Regions from separate parts of the Homo sapiens genome. Here region 1 is linked to region 2. A link is a loop called in an ENCODE intact Hi-C map of the cell type or tissue named here. Cell type or tissue: MCF 10A. All regions are shown on one strand. Links, peaks and the distances in the headings refer to the core of each region. The heading gives the core; the rest is flanking DNA.

The links. A loop is a pair of places that touch in the nucleus more often than their neighbours do. Peaks named below come from ENCODE experiments on the same cell type or tissue, not always from the same donor. Only the 100,000 strongest peaks of a DNase experiment are listed, where the experiment ranks them.
Region 1: a loop joins it to region 2, with 5 times the contacts of the local background. A loop is called at or near these places in 2 of 110 quality-filtered maps.

What each region holds. Positions count from the first base shown.
Region 1 is chr5:143,393,182-143,401,495 of GRCh38, reverse strand. NR3C1 (nuclear receptor subfamily 3 group C member 1) reads left to right here. Exons shown (of 9, transcript NM_000176.3): 2 at 644-1,840. The coding sequence starts at 657. Among named protein-coding and RNA genes, the nearest start is that of NR3C1, 6.3 kb to the left of the region's middle. RefSeq lists an enhancer at 834-953 and a silencer at 2,392-2,461. In MCF 10A, for the core only: no CTCF peak of the experiment used is centred there; DNase peaks (open chromatin) are centred at 835, 1,685, 2,405 and 3,995.
Region 2 is chr5:143,258,442-143,266,790 of GRCh38, reverse strand. No RefSeq gene overlaps it. Among named protein-coding and RNA genes, the nearest start is that of ARHGAP26-IT1, 70 kb to the right of the region's middle. In MCF 10A, for the core only: no CTCF peak of the experiment used is centred there; DNase peaks (open chromatin) are centred at 4,240 and 4,820.

The sequences.
Region 1 (8,314 bases), core at 315-8,314, 130 kb before region 2:
AAGTATGGGTTAAAAAGCCTTTTCCCAGCCTGTCGGAAGATAAGCAGATCAGCATTGTTTATTTTTCAAAGAAAACGTGCATGGTTCACCAGTTGGTTGTACTCAAAGGTTTGGATGTGTGACTAGCTGGTAGGAGGGAAATTTGGAAGTAATTAGGGATTGAGAATTCTAGCATAGTATTTATCAAATGTTATATGTATTGGTTCTCAGAAAAGCAAACAGCCGTGATTGAAAAGAGGTAGGAATTTTAATGATCACACTTCCTTTTTTTGAAATTAAATACTTTGACATCAACTTGAACCTTCAGAATAATCAGATGTAATGAATTATAATGTCTGTGATTAACAAAGCTACACGTTCAGTGAGCGGCAGGATGAATAGCCAAGCTTAGTTCGATACACTTTTGCCCTCAGCTGTGCAAATGGATTGCATTGTACTTTTAAATGTGGCATGCTGAATGGGAGCAGGGGACATGGCTTTTTATTCTGGAAGATAGAAACTACTCTTCTGGTAACAAAGAATTTGATTCGGAGTTAACTAAAAGGTTCATTTAACAAGCTGCCTCTTACTAATCGGATCAGGAAGATAATGTGACTTTAGAGCTTATGATGTTTTCCCCCCGTTTTTGTTTTTTGTTTTGTAGTTGATATTCACTGATGGACTCCAAAGAATCATTAACTCCTGGTAGAGAAGAAAACCCCAGCAGTGTGCTTGCTCAGGAGAGGGGAGATGTGATGGACTTCTATAAAACCCTAAGAGGAGGAGCTACTGTGAAGGTTTCTGCGTCTTCACCCTCACTGGCTGTCGCTTCTCAATCAGACTCCAAGCAGCGAAGACTTTTGGTTGATTTTCCAAAAGGCTCAGTAAGCAATGCGCAGCAGCCAGATCTGTCCAAAGCAGTTTCACTCTCAATGGGACTGTATATGGGAGAGACAGAAACAAAAGTGATGGGAAATGACCTGGGATTCCCACAGCAGGGCCAAATCAGCCTTTCCTCGGGGGAAACAGACTTAAAGCTTTTGGAAGAAAGCATTGCAAACCTCAATAGGTCGACCAGTGTTCCAGAGAACCCCAAGAGTTCAGCATCCACTGCTGTGTCTGCTGCCCCCACAGAGAAGGAGTTTCCAAAAACTCACTCTGATGTATCTTCAGAACAGCAACATTTGAAGGGCCAGACTGGCACCAACGGTGGCAATGTGAAATTGTATACCACAGACCAAAGCACCTTTGACATTTTGCAGGATTTGGAGTTTTCTTCTGGGTCCCCAGGTAAAGAGACGAATGAGAGTCCTTGGAGATCAGACCTGTTGATAGATGAAAACTGTTTGCTTTCTCCTCTGGCGGGAGAAGACGATTCATTCCTTTTGGAAGGAAACTCGAATGAGGACTGCAAGCCTCTCATTTTACCGGACACTAAACCCAAAATTAAGGATAATGGAGATCTGGTTTTGTCAAGCCCCAGTAATGTAACACTGCCCCAAGTGAAAACAGAAAAAGAAGATTTCATCGAACTCTGCACCCCTGGGGTAATTAAGCAAGAGAAACTGGGCACAGTTTACTGTCAGGCAAGCTTTCCTGGAGCAAATATAATTGGTAATAAAATGTCTGCCATTTCTGTTCATGGTGTGAGTACCTCTGGAGGACAGATGTACCACTATGACATGAATACAGCATCCCTTTCTCAACAGCAGGATCAGAAGCCTATTTTTAATGTCATTCCACCAATTCCCGTTGGTTCCGAAAATTGGAATAGGTGCCAAGGATCTGGAGATGACAACTTGACTTCTCTGGGGACTCTGAACTTCCCTGGTCGAACAGTTTTTTCTAATGGCTATTCAAGGTAAGATCAGTGTTTTTCTGTTTCTTAAGAATGGTACATTTAAGGTAGATTAATAGATGTAAATCTTCATTGATTTATATGTGTTCTCTAAAGATTCATGTGCTTTTTTATATGAATAAGTTTAAGTGGCCTTTTGAAAGTAGGAAAGGTAGACAACCTAAGTGACATCTGTACGTAACCATTTCAGGTTTTTTCCTTAAATAGTGGTTTTCAGTATCCCATTGGCCAACGGTGAGGATTTTATTTAACATTTTTAAAATAATGTTGCTCATTAACAGATATCTTAACGAAAAATTATATAAATTCAGGAGAGTATAATGTCTCATAATATCATATTGTGTTGTGCATGGTCATTCAGCTGTTTTAGAATATGTTCTTATATTACAATAAATGATACCCTTACTTACATAGTCAAAAGTTGTGCTGCCTTATTTGTAAATTCGTTAAGTGTTAGCTTGAGATTAAAGAGTTAAAAGCAGAAGTACTAACAAAGAGCCCTATTCTTCAAACTGAATCTTCTGTTAAAGAATTTGAGTTTTGAAGTTGCTAAAGCAATGCAGTGAACAGTGTACCAGACCATAGTATTAGACACAGGTCTTGCTCACAGGGTTCTTGCCATAAAGTAGACAAGTTATGTCTGCTGATCAATCTCTTTAAGAGAGGAATTGGTGTCAACATGGTGCAAAACAAAATTTTACGTTCAAATGTTCCTGCAAGTTCTCAAGTAGATAACTGATGGCCAAAATTGTTAAGCTTCAATTTTCAGCTTTCGTTTGATTTTTCTCTTTTTTTTACTCAGTCGTTTATAAGCATACTGATATTTTTGTCTGACCCAAAAAGGTCAGAAAATGGAATTATCAGAAAAAAGTTCTAAATGTAGATATACGTGTTGGTAGGGGTGAATTTCTCTACCCCGTAACCTCATCCCCAATTCAGATAAATGCTAGGTTTTATATCCATTTTAGTTGTGAAGGAAAATATAAAAATGTGGATTGTAGTGACACAAGATTGATTAATCAGCGGGTTTTTTTAAAAGAAGACATGGTAGACAGTGATTTATTTGTATGTAACTATTGAAGTTTTTTCTTAAATGTTAGTGATATTCATCGTTCCCATTAACTAGTTATTCAGATTTTTGAAAATCCTTTTTCTGTGAAAGCTATCCTAACCTGGAGGATGTCTCTTTTCTTTCCTCTGTACTTAAGAAGCTTTTCTTGTTAGGGAAATAATTTAGAATTAGATTTAGGCTATGTTCTGTTCTTCTAAAAGGCTTAGTTGTCAAAAAAAAAAAAAAAAAAACCAAAAAACCTTGGTTCTTACATGTCTTAATGTGAACTACCTCCTAATCTATTGTTTAAATAATTATCCTTTATTTAGAAGAACACTACTTCAACCTGAGTTGAAGGTTTAAAATCTTTTCAGTAAGGAGATTTGAGATCTTTATTATTGCATAAGCTGTTGTGTTTTAAATGCTAAAAGACATGCTGTGTTTTAAAATTTTCAATTGCAAATTTTTGGCAATAGAATTCGCATACTTGGTTTTCTTAAAAGAGTTAAGTACGGTTGATTTGACTAAGCTATCTGTAGGAAACTCTTAAATTGATTTATAAAACATGTAATTATACAAAGAAAAATAAAACATCTTAGGAAACTCTTGGGGATTATTAATGGATTTTGCCCTGATAATCATCATGGCATGGTTTTCATTTTCCTTACTATAAAGAAAAGGCAAGGGACAAAACTTATTTTCCATTTGCTATGAACTTTTAAACCCTATAAAATCTGGGATATAGAGTATAAGTAGATGAACATAGTTACTCTTAAATCACTAAAGGTGATTTTAATGCTTTAACTTTTATAGTACTTCATGACATAAAGTATCTTTACGTATTTTTAATTTGGGTCCCATAACCTTATGGAGGTAGTAGGCAAGGCAATGATGATGCGGCTCTTTAGAAGTTCTTTAATATCAAATGAAATTATTATTTTTATGCCAATCTGTGATTGGGAAATATAATCAGTAGTCTGTGTCCTAACAAGAAGGTATAATACTTTATACAGGGTATTTTGTTAATATTTGAAGATTTTATACCTTATGGCATTAACTTAGCACTGGGAACTATGATTACCCAAAACAAAGCTTCATCCAAATAAATTGAAACAGTGTTTCTTTTAAACCATCATTGAATTAGTCTATTGTTTCCAAACAACAGCCCTGATATAGCTAAAATTAGTTGCTTTCTCTTCTCTATATGTTACATGACTGTAGCCAAACATTTGCTATGACCAGTGACCCTGAGTGATCAGCAAATAATCAACACATTGAGACCACAACTTGAATACTGACCTTCTGACTTTACGAAGAAAAATATTAAATGCCACTAATAACTTGAATTCCTTTTAAATTAAAAAAAGTTATAAATTGCAATTTGACTTTTTAAAATGCCACCTAAAATTGTTTTTATCAGAATACTTAAAAAAAAATCCTCACTTTATTCTCTGGGGGTGGGAAGAGGCAATTCCTTCCTTCCACCACAACATTGAATTATCACATAAAATTGTAAAATTATGAATATTATGATTGAGCTTAGTAAAGCATTTTCTAAGTTCATTTATAGTAAAACAAGAGAAACCTTATTCTCAAAATCTATTCTTTAAGTAAAACAAACTAGTCATTCTAACTTAATATGCTTTTAAAAATACTGAAGTTCAGTACATTTAGCATAAACTTATTGACGAAGGCACATTTCTGCATTATTTGATTTTCAGCCTTGTTTCATTTAAGCATTAATGACAGAGGTAGAGAACAGAAATGGTTTTAGGTGGTATTAGAGCTTTTATTGGGATTATGTTGAAATTTTAGTGTTAAAAAATTGTTCGTATCCTGAAGGGAGGGATTATTGGAGAGAATGAATGATGTAGGATGAACTTGTAAATTCAGTTTTCGGCAGAGTCTAAAATTAAGTGATGATTGGCACTTAATGAAGCTACTAAAATTTATGTAGATTTTAATGTCTCATTAGTAATCGCATCTGTATCTGGTTTTATAAAAGTAATGAAATTGAAGACCTGTACAAATACAGAATGAATGAAGCAAATTCTGCTAACATCATGTTGAATGTTTTCTCAGAAAAAGAGGAAATACGAAGAGAAGAGATTTGTTTTGACTGTGATTTACCCTCACCCCCATGGATACTTTCTTTACTTCCTACCTTTTTTCTTTTTCTTTTCCTTCTAAAGATTCTGGCAATGGGTGTTTCAGTGTTTTTTAAGCTTAATATTTCTGGTACTCATTTATGTAAAGTGATTTCTGAATGTTAAAGGAGATTTCTTTTTAAATATATTTTCACTTATTTTTAGCTTTATGATGAGAATCTTATTTTTTAAATCTGTAACTTGTTATGGCTACATGATTAGTAAAAAAAGTTTTTAAAACACACTGTGTATTCAGGTGTGTCATTTTAGTGTGAAATGACTAATGCAGAAATATGTGACTAGCATGTGGTCAGATTTTATTGAAATTACTTACGATGTTTCTATGGCTAGTCCCCTTGTATTTTTATAATTGGTAACATAATTCATATGTTATTTTGGTCTTGTCTATTTGTGTTACATGTATTTTAGTCTGACCACTTTTGCTACTTATTTAATGTTTATACATTTTATGAAAGACTTATTCTGAAATATACCTTGCATAAATGTAGGTTAAATGCAAATTGTATTAATAGTGAAATGGATATGTGGGTAGAGATCACTTTAGGGGCCTTTTGAGATTTAGTGAAGGAAAGATTGGATCAAAAGGGTTTACTTTAATGTGACTGCCTAATGTGAAAGTCGGAACATCTGCATTAATTGGTTAGTTACATAAATCTTAGTCTACTCTGGCCTGCAGGTGACTGAAACAGCCCAGGAAATCTTAATTTACATTAAGCTTAGACAAGGTCTGAGGCTTAGGCTTAGTTCTTAAAGCACATTCTTTTTTACTTTAATGATTATTCCTAATTTTAATGAGCAGTGGGTTCTCATTGTGTACTAGTACTTAGGTGGGCAAATTAAATAAGCAAAATAGGTTTGTGCTGAATAGCATTTACCCTTCTGAGGACATCCTGGTAATATTTTCATCAAGAGTAATTGTGTAATGCAATATTTACAGGTATTTGCCAGATTAATGGGCACTTGTTTTCATATTTCTGAGTCATGGAAAATATACATTGATGATTCCTGTTGCATAAAGAGTTTTCAAGAAAATTTTGTTGAATTAAGCTATAACTACAAAAAAAAATCCATTACATATTGACCTTTAGAAAGGATTTTTAAAAGCCCATGCTGTCCTTATTTCTGCAGCTTCAGAGAGCCGACTGCTCTTATTTTCTTCTGGCATATTCTATTAATACTTGGGTTTTGTATTTTTCAAGTAAATAAAATATTCCTATTGAGAATTTCAATTTTAAAAAAGAAAAGGTCTACTAAGTGTTCCTTTCCCTGTTGAATTATGTGTGATCATTTCTATGCTAAACTAGATTAGGGTGTGACTTGTGATGGTGATTTTTGTTCATTTTACATATTAAGAAAGAAATAGAATTTTATTGCAGTTCAAAATTATTTGTAGACAGTGGTTTTAACCCCCAGACACCTAATTGTGACAGGTTGCTTTCCTTAGTGCTCAATACTGTTGTAAATGTCTCTAAATACAGAATTTCCAGTGGAGTTCATGAATTAATTGGGGGTGGAGGGTGAAGAGGGAGGAGCAACAGAGATGTGGGATGCTATAGATAAGTTTAGGAATATCCAGATCAGTTCTGAAAACTAACAGTTTGGATCAACTGTCATGAATTAGAGGTTTAAGAAAAGAAAAATTTAGGACTATAGGTACAAGGGAATGCATCAATCAGAATTACAATTTAATTTCTTTTATTTCAGGTAGAAATCTAAAACTGACCATGGCTATATAATACTAATTTTTGAGTTATGTTGTTTCTTACTATGCTTTATTATCAAAAAAGGATAAAATGCACATTTTACTTGAAGATTATTTTAGCTAAGATTAAGTTCATATTTTTCTCATTTTTATTTAAGCTGCTGTTTAATAAATGAAAATCTAATGACTTGAATGTAGTCGACCTAATGTCTTAATGTTGATATAATCATTTCATATATCATAGTGCCCTTTTACAGCCATTGTCAACTGACTGGAGAGCAACCCTTTTCTTTGGTAATATATTTCTATGGGTTATGTATTTTTCTGCTGGAATATTGAGAAAATTAATTTTTCATAATATGCAGAATAAATTATGGGGTTCTGCAAGTGCTAGACAGTCACTTAAACCATTTATATTGCAATACATTCCTTAAATTCAGTATTTTGAATGAAAGTGTGTTATCCCCGAATTTTATCACTTGTCCAATTTAAATATTAATTACATCCCAATAGAGCTGCATGCTTAAACATGCTTTTTCAGAGTAACCCAAGTATTAATTTCGAGTGCTTTTAAATATTTTTTCTTTTTAGCAAGTTTCAACAACATTAATCCTGTCTATAATGCAGCAAGTTCAGTGAAAGTACCTGTTGTTTTATAATTTTTTTTTCATTCTCACTGTAGGGCACCAAAAATATATATAAGGGGAAAAAAGTTTTAATGATATGATTAGTTGTAAATGTTTACGCATTATCTTACCTTGAATTTTTATTTTTGTAACTAATAATTTGAGAGTTCAATAAGTATGCAGTGTTTAAGACATAGTTTGTTGCAAAAAGTGTTAACTTACTATTTCTTTTTACAATAAAATTAGCCTTTATTCTAGTTGATTTCATAACTGTCCATAATATTTAGCTGTGGCTATTATGAAAGTATATTTGATAGCCAAATTTTGAAAGCTATTATGAAATGATACAATTCACTACATGATTTATTATTTCATGCTGGTTGGGGCAGTGCTGTGACTTATGACCTTATGATTGTCACATGCTGAACACTAAAGCTCTACCAGTTTGTTATGGACACTGTTTTACTTTATGTTATCGTTTTAATGTTTTCTTTTATAATTATTGAGGATAAGAGCTTCCTTAATTTTAAGACTATTTAAATTGCAGATTTTGCTTTTTTATTTTTTTAACCATCCCTTCCAAAGAATTTGATTTAGATATTCAGTAGTAGAAACAGAAGAAAAATACTCAACTAAAAGTCCAAAGACCTAGTTTCTAATGCTAAGGGAGACAGTCCATGGCCTCCAACTAGGTACTTTGGAGTCAAAAATACTTTCTTTACAACTGTGTTTGAATTGTTTTCAAAACACCTGTGTGTGTGTTTCTAAAATTCCACAATCCTTTTAACCCGTCAATTTGATGAGGGAAGTAATTAGGGTAGGGAATGGTATAACAAAGTTGGTTCTTTGACATTTTCTTTATAGATTATCGAATGTAAGACAAATAGATGTGAATGCAGATTTGGTGTTTTTATAAGATAAGGATTTAAA
Region 2 (8,349 bases), core at 218-8,217:
TTTTTTAACCAAATGTGCTGTGAGAATTAGCTAAGTATGTTTTTAAAAATGAACTTGGATCCATAGGTCACATCATATACAAAAATTAACTCAAAATGGAAAAAAGACGTGAATGTAAAATCTAAAACTATAAAACTGGTGAATAAACCAATGGAGAAAATCTTTGTGACCTTGGGTTAGGCAAAAATTGCTTAGACATGACCCTAAAAACATAATTCATTTAAAAAATTGATAAACTGGACTTCATCAAAATTTAAAATATCTACTCTTCAAAAGACAATTTTATGGGAATGAAAAGACAAGCCAAAAATTGTGAGAAAAATCTTTGCAAAGCATAAACCTGATTTAAAAAAAAAAAAAAAAACCTTGTGTGTCTGGAATATGTAAAGAACTCTCAAAGCTCAAAAATAAGAAAAAAAAATCCTCACCCCACAAAAATGGGCAAAATATTTAAATAGATTCTTCACCAAGAAGAAATGCAGATAGAGAATAGACACATAAAAAGATGATCATTATTAGTCATTAGAGAAATACAAACTAAACCCAATGAGATATCACTATGTACCTATTACAACGCTAAATTTAAAAGACTGACCATACCAAGTGTTGGTGAAGATGTGGAGGAAGGGGAACTCTGATACACTACTGATGAGAATCTACAATGGTACAACTGCTATGACAAACAGTATGGTGGTTTCGTAAAAAGTTAAATATACATCTCCCATATAATCTAGACTTTCAACCTCTAGGTACTAACCCAAAAGTATTATATGTCCATGTAAAGATGTGTTCATTTGTACATGAATGTTCACAGCAGCTTTACTTACAACAGTTAAAAAGTGGACACAATAAAAACATCCATCAACAAATGAAAAGATAAATAATTTGTGGTATATTCCTACAAGGAAATACTACTCAGCAGTCAACGTGAATAATTGGTACATGCATTAACATGAATGAATCTCATAAGTACTATGCTAAGTGAAAGAAGTCAGACACAAAAGGTTTCATACTGTATGATTCCATCTATGTGATATTATGTAAATAAGGGCAAATCCATAGGAACAGAAATCACATCAGTGGTTGCCAGGTGCTGGGGGTTAGAGGAGGCAGCTGACTACAAAGGCACAGGAAAGAACTTTATAGGTTGATACCTTGATTGTGGTGGTAGTTACATACTTGACGATATATGTTTGTCAAAACTGTGAACTCTACACTAAATAGGGTGAATTTTACTGTATGTAAATTAGGTCTCAATAAATTTGAAGTTTAAAAACAAATGCAAAAAACCCTCAAACTTGCAGAATCAGAGTTCTCTGTAAGGCAATCTGCAACTTCCGTGAGCCAACAAATACTGCCTTTAGAAAAAAATCAGTAAGTCACAGACTTAGATGTCCTTCTTTAGTAAAGAACATTAAGAACTAGAAAATAGCTCAAATAAACATTCTCAGGTTACAAACTGTGACCATCACTAACATATGAAAATTCTACTTGCCAACTAAAAAACCTGGAATACCTGTCTTTTTTTTAAAGTACCACTAGCTCTGCCATACAGGTCCTTATTATTCCTCACCTGAGTCACAGCAAAAACCTTCAACTGATTGTCCTGATTGTTTTCTCACTGCACCACAAACCATCCTCACCACCGCTTTCCATTTTCTTTCTAAATCAGATCTGATCATGCAGGTCTCCCATTCAAAAGCCTCTGATGCTTTTCCATAGATTGAATAGAAAACCAAAGACATTTGGCAAGGCCCTTCTCAAATTAGTCTTAACTTACCTCTTTAGGCCTATTTTCTGTTCCATCTTCCCCAACACAAACTTTTAACTCAATATATGCAAATACACCCCAAGTTTGCATCATTGAGACCACTTGAAATTTCCAGTCGACATCTCCTCTGGTCCTCCATACCATTCAGCTCATAGAGCTACCTCTACCTGAACTGCCATTCTCTGATCTGGTTCTTTCATACACATCATCTTAGGGAAGGCTTTTCCAGGGCCCATCCCCTCCCCTGTATACCACAAGACACATCTCTTTTACAGCATCCAGCACACACATTACAGTCAATTGATTTGTCTACACTCCCTAAAGTGAGATCTTCTCACCAACAGGGCCATATACTTTTTTTTTTTTTTTGAGGCAGGGTCTCACTCTGTCACCCAGGCTGGAGTGCCATAGCACAATTTCAGCTCACTGCAACCTCCACCTCCTGGGCTCAAATGATCCTCCTGCCTCTGCCTCCCAAGTAGCTGGGACTACAGGTGCATGCCACCACTCACAGCTAATTTTTGTAGAGACAAGGTTTAATTGCCCAGGCTGGTCTTGAACTCCTGGGCTCAAGCAATCCACCCACCTCAGCCTCCGAAAGTGCTAGGTGTGAGCCACAACACCCAGCCAGGGCCATGTCTTGACCCAGCTGTTTCTCCAGGGCCTAGCACTATTCTAAGTGAATGGGTGTTTTGGTAGACCAGAGACTTGTAAATGCAGATGTTACTGAGACTTTAAGTTAAATTTTTGTTTTCTCATATCACTAAAGCAGTAAGAGCAACTATTGAGAATTGTATTAATATCATCATTTTTATATTTGTTAAGAGAACATTCTACATTTAGAAGAGAGTTCTGTGAGAAAGGAAAATAAATATTGGGGCCCCAAAATCACTAAGCTAAAGGGAAAAGTCAAGCTGGGAACTGCTTAGGGCAAACCTGCCTCTCATTCTAATCAGTCATCTCTCTGCTCACAGAGATAAATGCATATCTGATTGCCTCCTTTGGAGAGGCTAATCAGAAACTCAAAAGAATGCAACCATTTGTCTCTTATCTACCTATGACCTGGAAGCCCCCTCCCCACTTGGAGTTGTCCCACCTTTTCCAGACTGAACCAATGTTCATCTTACATGTGTTTATCGATGTCTCATGTCTCCCTAAAATGTATAAAACCAAACTGTATTCTGACCACCTTGGGCATATGTGGTCAGGACCTGCTGAGGCTGTGTCATGACAGGCCTTGGCAAAAAAATCTTTCTAAATTAACTGAGACCTGTCTCAGATATACGGGGTTCACAGCTGTGAGGGAAAAAAATCAAGAGAAATGAAATCGAAAGCCTACATGAGCAACTTATTAGTTGTGAATCCTTGGGCAATTGTTAATCTTTCTGAGTATATTTTTCATATATACAAGAAGAATATTAATATCTGTCTTCAAAGGGATAATGTAACCACCACAAGGAGATAACATAATGTCAAAAGTTTGTGAATCATACGGTCAACATAAATTTTAGTATTAACAAAGAAAAAGGTTACTATTTTTCTGGCTCACAGAGCCTACTCTGAAGAAAGAGTTTAATGCACAATGCCAGTAAACAATTTGAAAATATCTTCAAAGGCACTGGCCACGGTGACTTATAAAGCAAGGAAGCAAATATTTCTTCTGCAATGTTTAGTAATGACTTTGAAAATCTTGTGTTTGTAGTTGTTTCAATAACATTATTTAACTGTCTGAGGCACTGGAAATAGTCTGGGGCAAGGGAACATAGTCAAGTGATTTAAAATAATTTTTAAATTTCATCTAAATAATGAGTTTTTTTAGATGTGGTTGAAATTTTCAATAAAATCCACCTCAGAGCTGGCAAAAGTTCAAGTCATAATTAAGAATTTTCAATGATTAGCCTATAAGTTCAAGTAAATAACATAACTGAATTATTCCAATGATAGCCTTCAATAGGTAAAAGATAAAGATTTAGAGAAAATGATTATTTTTGTATTGAATAGGCCTTTAAGGCTGAAAATGTGAAAATATGATGATTATACATTTCTTCCAGCAAAATATAGTGGGTCACCATCCACTAGGAAATTTATAAGTAAAAAGATGAACGATAACAAGTATTGGCAAGAATACTAAGAAACTGGAACCCCTATACATTACTGGGAATATAAATGGTACATCCACCATAGAAAACATTTCCTCAAAAAGTTAAACACAGAGTTACCATATAATCCAGCAATCCACTCCTAGATATATACCCAAGAGAACTGAAAACATATAATCACACAAAAACTTGTGCATGAATGTTCATAACAGCACTGCAGTAGTCCCCCTCATCTGTGGTTTCACTTTTCACAGTTTCAGTTACCCACAGAGTCTGAAAATATTAAAATTCCAGAAATAAACAATTTGAAAGTTTGACATCATGCACCATTCTGAGTAGCATGATGAAATCCCACTGTCCTGTCCAGGACATGAGTCATCCCTTTGTCCAGTGTATCCATGCTATACATACACTACTCACCCATTAGTCAGTTAGTAGCCATCTTGGTTACCAGACAGACTATCACAATGGGGTTTGGTACTATCTGCAGTTTCAGGAATCCACTGGGGGTCTTGGGATGTATCCCCCATAAATAGAGGGGGAATTACTGTAGTCACAATAGTCAAAGGTGAAAACAACCCAAATGTTCATCAATTGATGAATGGATAAATAAAATGTGGCCTCTGCATACAATAGAATATTATTTAGCCATGAATAAGAATAAGGTACTATTAAATGCAACGACACGGATGATCCTTGAAAACATTGCTAAATAGAAAAAATCAGTCACAAAAGACCACATAATGTGTGATTCCATTTATATGAGGTGTTCAAAATAGGCAGATCCATAGGAGAGAAAGTAGATTAGTGGCTACCAAAAGCAAAGGGAAGCAGCGGAATGGGGAGTGACTGGCAATGGGTACAAGGTTTCTTTTTCAAGTGATGAAAATGTTCCGGAATTAGATGATGGTGATGGTTGCGCAACTTTGTGAATATACTAAAAACCACTGAATTACACTTTGAAAGGGTGAATCATATCTCAAGTTTTAAAAATACAGTGTGTCAGAGCAGGGTGATGGAACAGATCAAACATGGCATCATCTTTGTGACCGGGGGCCATGAACAGTTTAGCTGCTTCCTACTCAAATACAGTAGGCCACAGATTACATACCTCTTTGTGGCAAAGAGTCCAAAAAACGCACTATCAAATTGCAAACAGGAACCAGAAAGCTAATATACCACCTCTCATATACAAAACTGCCAGGGACTCAGGTGAAAGGCTGGATGTGCTGCAACCTCTTTCATAGTTGATGTGTCCCAAGAATTCATTTTAAAAAAACAGTTTATCAAAAAATATACAGTACAGAGCTGAACAAAACATTTTTCACAAGCACTCCTTGCTCTAGCCAGATCCATCTTTTGGCCTTTAGGAGCACAGGGAAAACGTCTCAGCATTACTTTGTACCCTGAGTACAAATTTATCTAGAACATACTGAAGTTTCTGGAGAGTGAGGTGTTTTATAAGAGATTCTGCTCTGTATCTATAACATGGGAATAAAGCACTGCATTAAATATAATCCTAAAAGGATTCTTTGTTTGCCCTGCCAATTATGGGTATGTGGGCCGAAATCTGCCTCAAAGACAGTAATTAACATCATCAATGATGTTCAATTGTCTGGAAAAAAGCTGAAAAATCTCAATTATAATGAAGATCAACAAAGGGCCAACTAACCAGAACACTAAAATCCACTGATAATAGTTTTTAGCATTCTATCTTTAAAGAAAATGAGTGCAACTTTACTGTTTACACTCCAAATCCAAAATTCTAGGATGTTAGCAGGGGCTGTAAGGGTCAACACACACTCAAGCCAAGTTCGTGACACCATAGATGTGTGTGCTTGAAAGCCAAGGCCTACTTTTGTATTGCTCATGTACACTCAGAACTCAGTACACTGATTAGCATCTAATTACAAGATATCTATAATATCTCTTAATGTTTGATGAGTACAGCCATTATAGGAAATGCTATGGGAGATTCCTCAAAAAATTGAAAATAGAACTACCATATGATCCAGCAGCCCCACTTCTGGATATACACCTCAAGGAAACAAAATCAGTATCTCAAAGAGACATCTGCACTCCCATGTTCACTGCAGCATTACTCACAATTGCCAAGACAGGGAAACAATCTAAGTGTCTTTGGACAGATAAATGGACAAAGAAATGTAGTGTGTGTGTGTGTGTGTGTGTGTGTGTGTGTGTGTATTTCTTTCTTTTTTATGACTGACTAGTATCCCATTGTGTGGGATACACTCTACATTTCTTTGCCCATTTGTGTGTGTGCACACACACACACACACACAATGGGATACTATTCAGTCATAAAAAAGAAATACATATATACACACACACACACACACACACACACACACAATGGGATACTATTCAGTCATAAAAAAGAAAGAAATCCTGTCATTTGCAACAACATGGATGAACTTGGAGGACATTATGCTAAATAAGCCAGGAACAGAAAGACAAATACCACATAGTCACACTTATCTATGAGATCTAAAAAAAGTCAGACTCATAGAAACAGAGAGTAGAATGGTGTTTCCTGGGGCTAGGACGTAGGGGAAACAGGAGGTGCTGGTGAAGGGATACACACCGTCAGCTATAAGATGGATACGTTCTGGCAATCCAATGTACAACATGGTGACTACAACTAATTATGCTGTATTGTATACTTGAAATCTGCCAAGAAAGATCAGAAAGTTACTTTTTTACCACACAAAAAAAGGTAACTTTGTGAAGTGATGGATGTATTCACTAACTCGATTGTGGTAATCATTTCACTATATATATATATATATCAAAGCATCATGTTGCACAACTTAAATATATACAATTTTGTCAATTATACCTCAGTAAAGTCTGGGGGAAATTTTGTGCTAATCAAAAAATTTAATTAATTGATGAAAACCAATATCTGAAATAATGACCCTAAGCCACTATAAACCAGAATTGAAGAAAATGTTACCCATCTATCTTACATAGATATACTTACAAAAATTGTAGAGAGAGAGAATCATTAAAGGGCTTTTTCAAGCTCTATTCTTAAGCATTTCCTAGCACATTTACTAGTTGTGGGACCTTAAATAAGTGTTATTTCATCTCTAGATGAAAGCTTCAGGCTCTTTATCTATAAAACATGGAATTGCTGCTGTGGCTGGCTCTTGGGATTGCTACAAGGAAGAAATGAATTTACGTATGTGTAAAACACCTGGCACAGAGAGTAGATACGCAAACATGTAAATCCCCTCCCTGAACCTTCAGTTCTTTCAGAGGAAACGCACACACAACCCCCCATAACGGTTCCCTTCATCTACAGCAGTTGTCCACCACATGCATCCTGCGAGGTTGGCCCTGGGGATCCCAAAATGAATTGGGAGGTGTCCTTGTCCACAGGGAGCCTACATTCAAGCACGGGAGATGGGTAATAGGAGTGCCTGTCAAGAGCCATAACCGAGCAGGCCCAGGTGCTGCCGAGCACCTGCCTCTCCAGGGTGAGAGAGACGCCCTGAGGCACCTGGGCAGGTACTTACCGTGGAGGAATCTCTGAAACTGGGCTGCAAGTGCTAGAAACTCCACTCAAATCAGCCTAAGCAATGAAAAAAAGGAAAGCTGTACCTCGTATTAACTGGAGACACAGAAGGTGAGACTCCAAACCAGGTTCTTGGAGCCTTCCACTCTGCAGACCACAGCCTCACGCCACATCAGGCCTCCCTCGGGCTGCAAGATGGAGAGACCAGCTTGAGGGCGGTGGAGGTAGGGCTTCTTCCCAGAAGATCCTGACAGCCCTGTACTCACCTCTCATTGGCCCAAACAGGCTAGGGTCGGCCCACCCCTCAACCAATCTGTGACAAGGGAGAGCAGATTTATCATCATTGGCTAAAAATCCTAATTCTCTAGAGGTAGAAAGGATATTTTAGATTCAATCACAGTGTCTACTACAAAGCATTCAGTAAATATCTGATGACGACATGGATGAAAATGATGAATGGCTGGATCAACAATATAATCTGTGCTCTTTTAGAAGAATTTGCCTGTGGGGACCGGGCAGGGGGGAAAATACCTGCTTTTGATTTTAGTTCAACACAATTAAAGATAGAGCAGGATGAATCTACCCAAAATGACTTCATCAGAAAGCTATCAGCAATTAAGCATAGACCGCCATTAATATTACCTAGCAAGTAGTATGAGTCAGGAACTATGTGGAGTGTAATTTGTGGTTAAGAGCATAGGATAAGGGCTGAGGGCGGTAGCTCACGCCTGTAAACCCAGCACTTTGGGAGGCAGAGGCAGGCAGATCACTTGAGCTCAGGAGTTCGAGACTAGCCTGGGCAACACGGCGAAACTCTGTCTCTATAAAAAATACAAAAAAATTAGCCAGGCATAGTGGTGCACGCCTGTGGTCCAAGCTACTCGGGAAGCAGAGGTGGGAGGATTGCTTTAGTACCGGGAGGCAGAGGTTACAGTGAG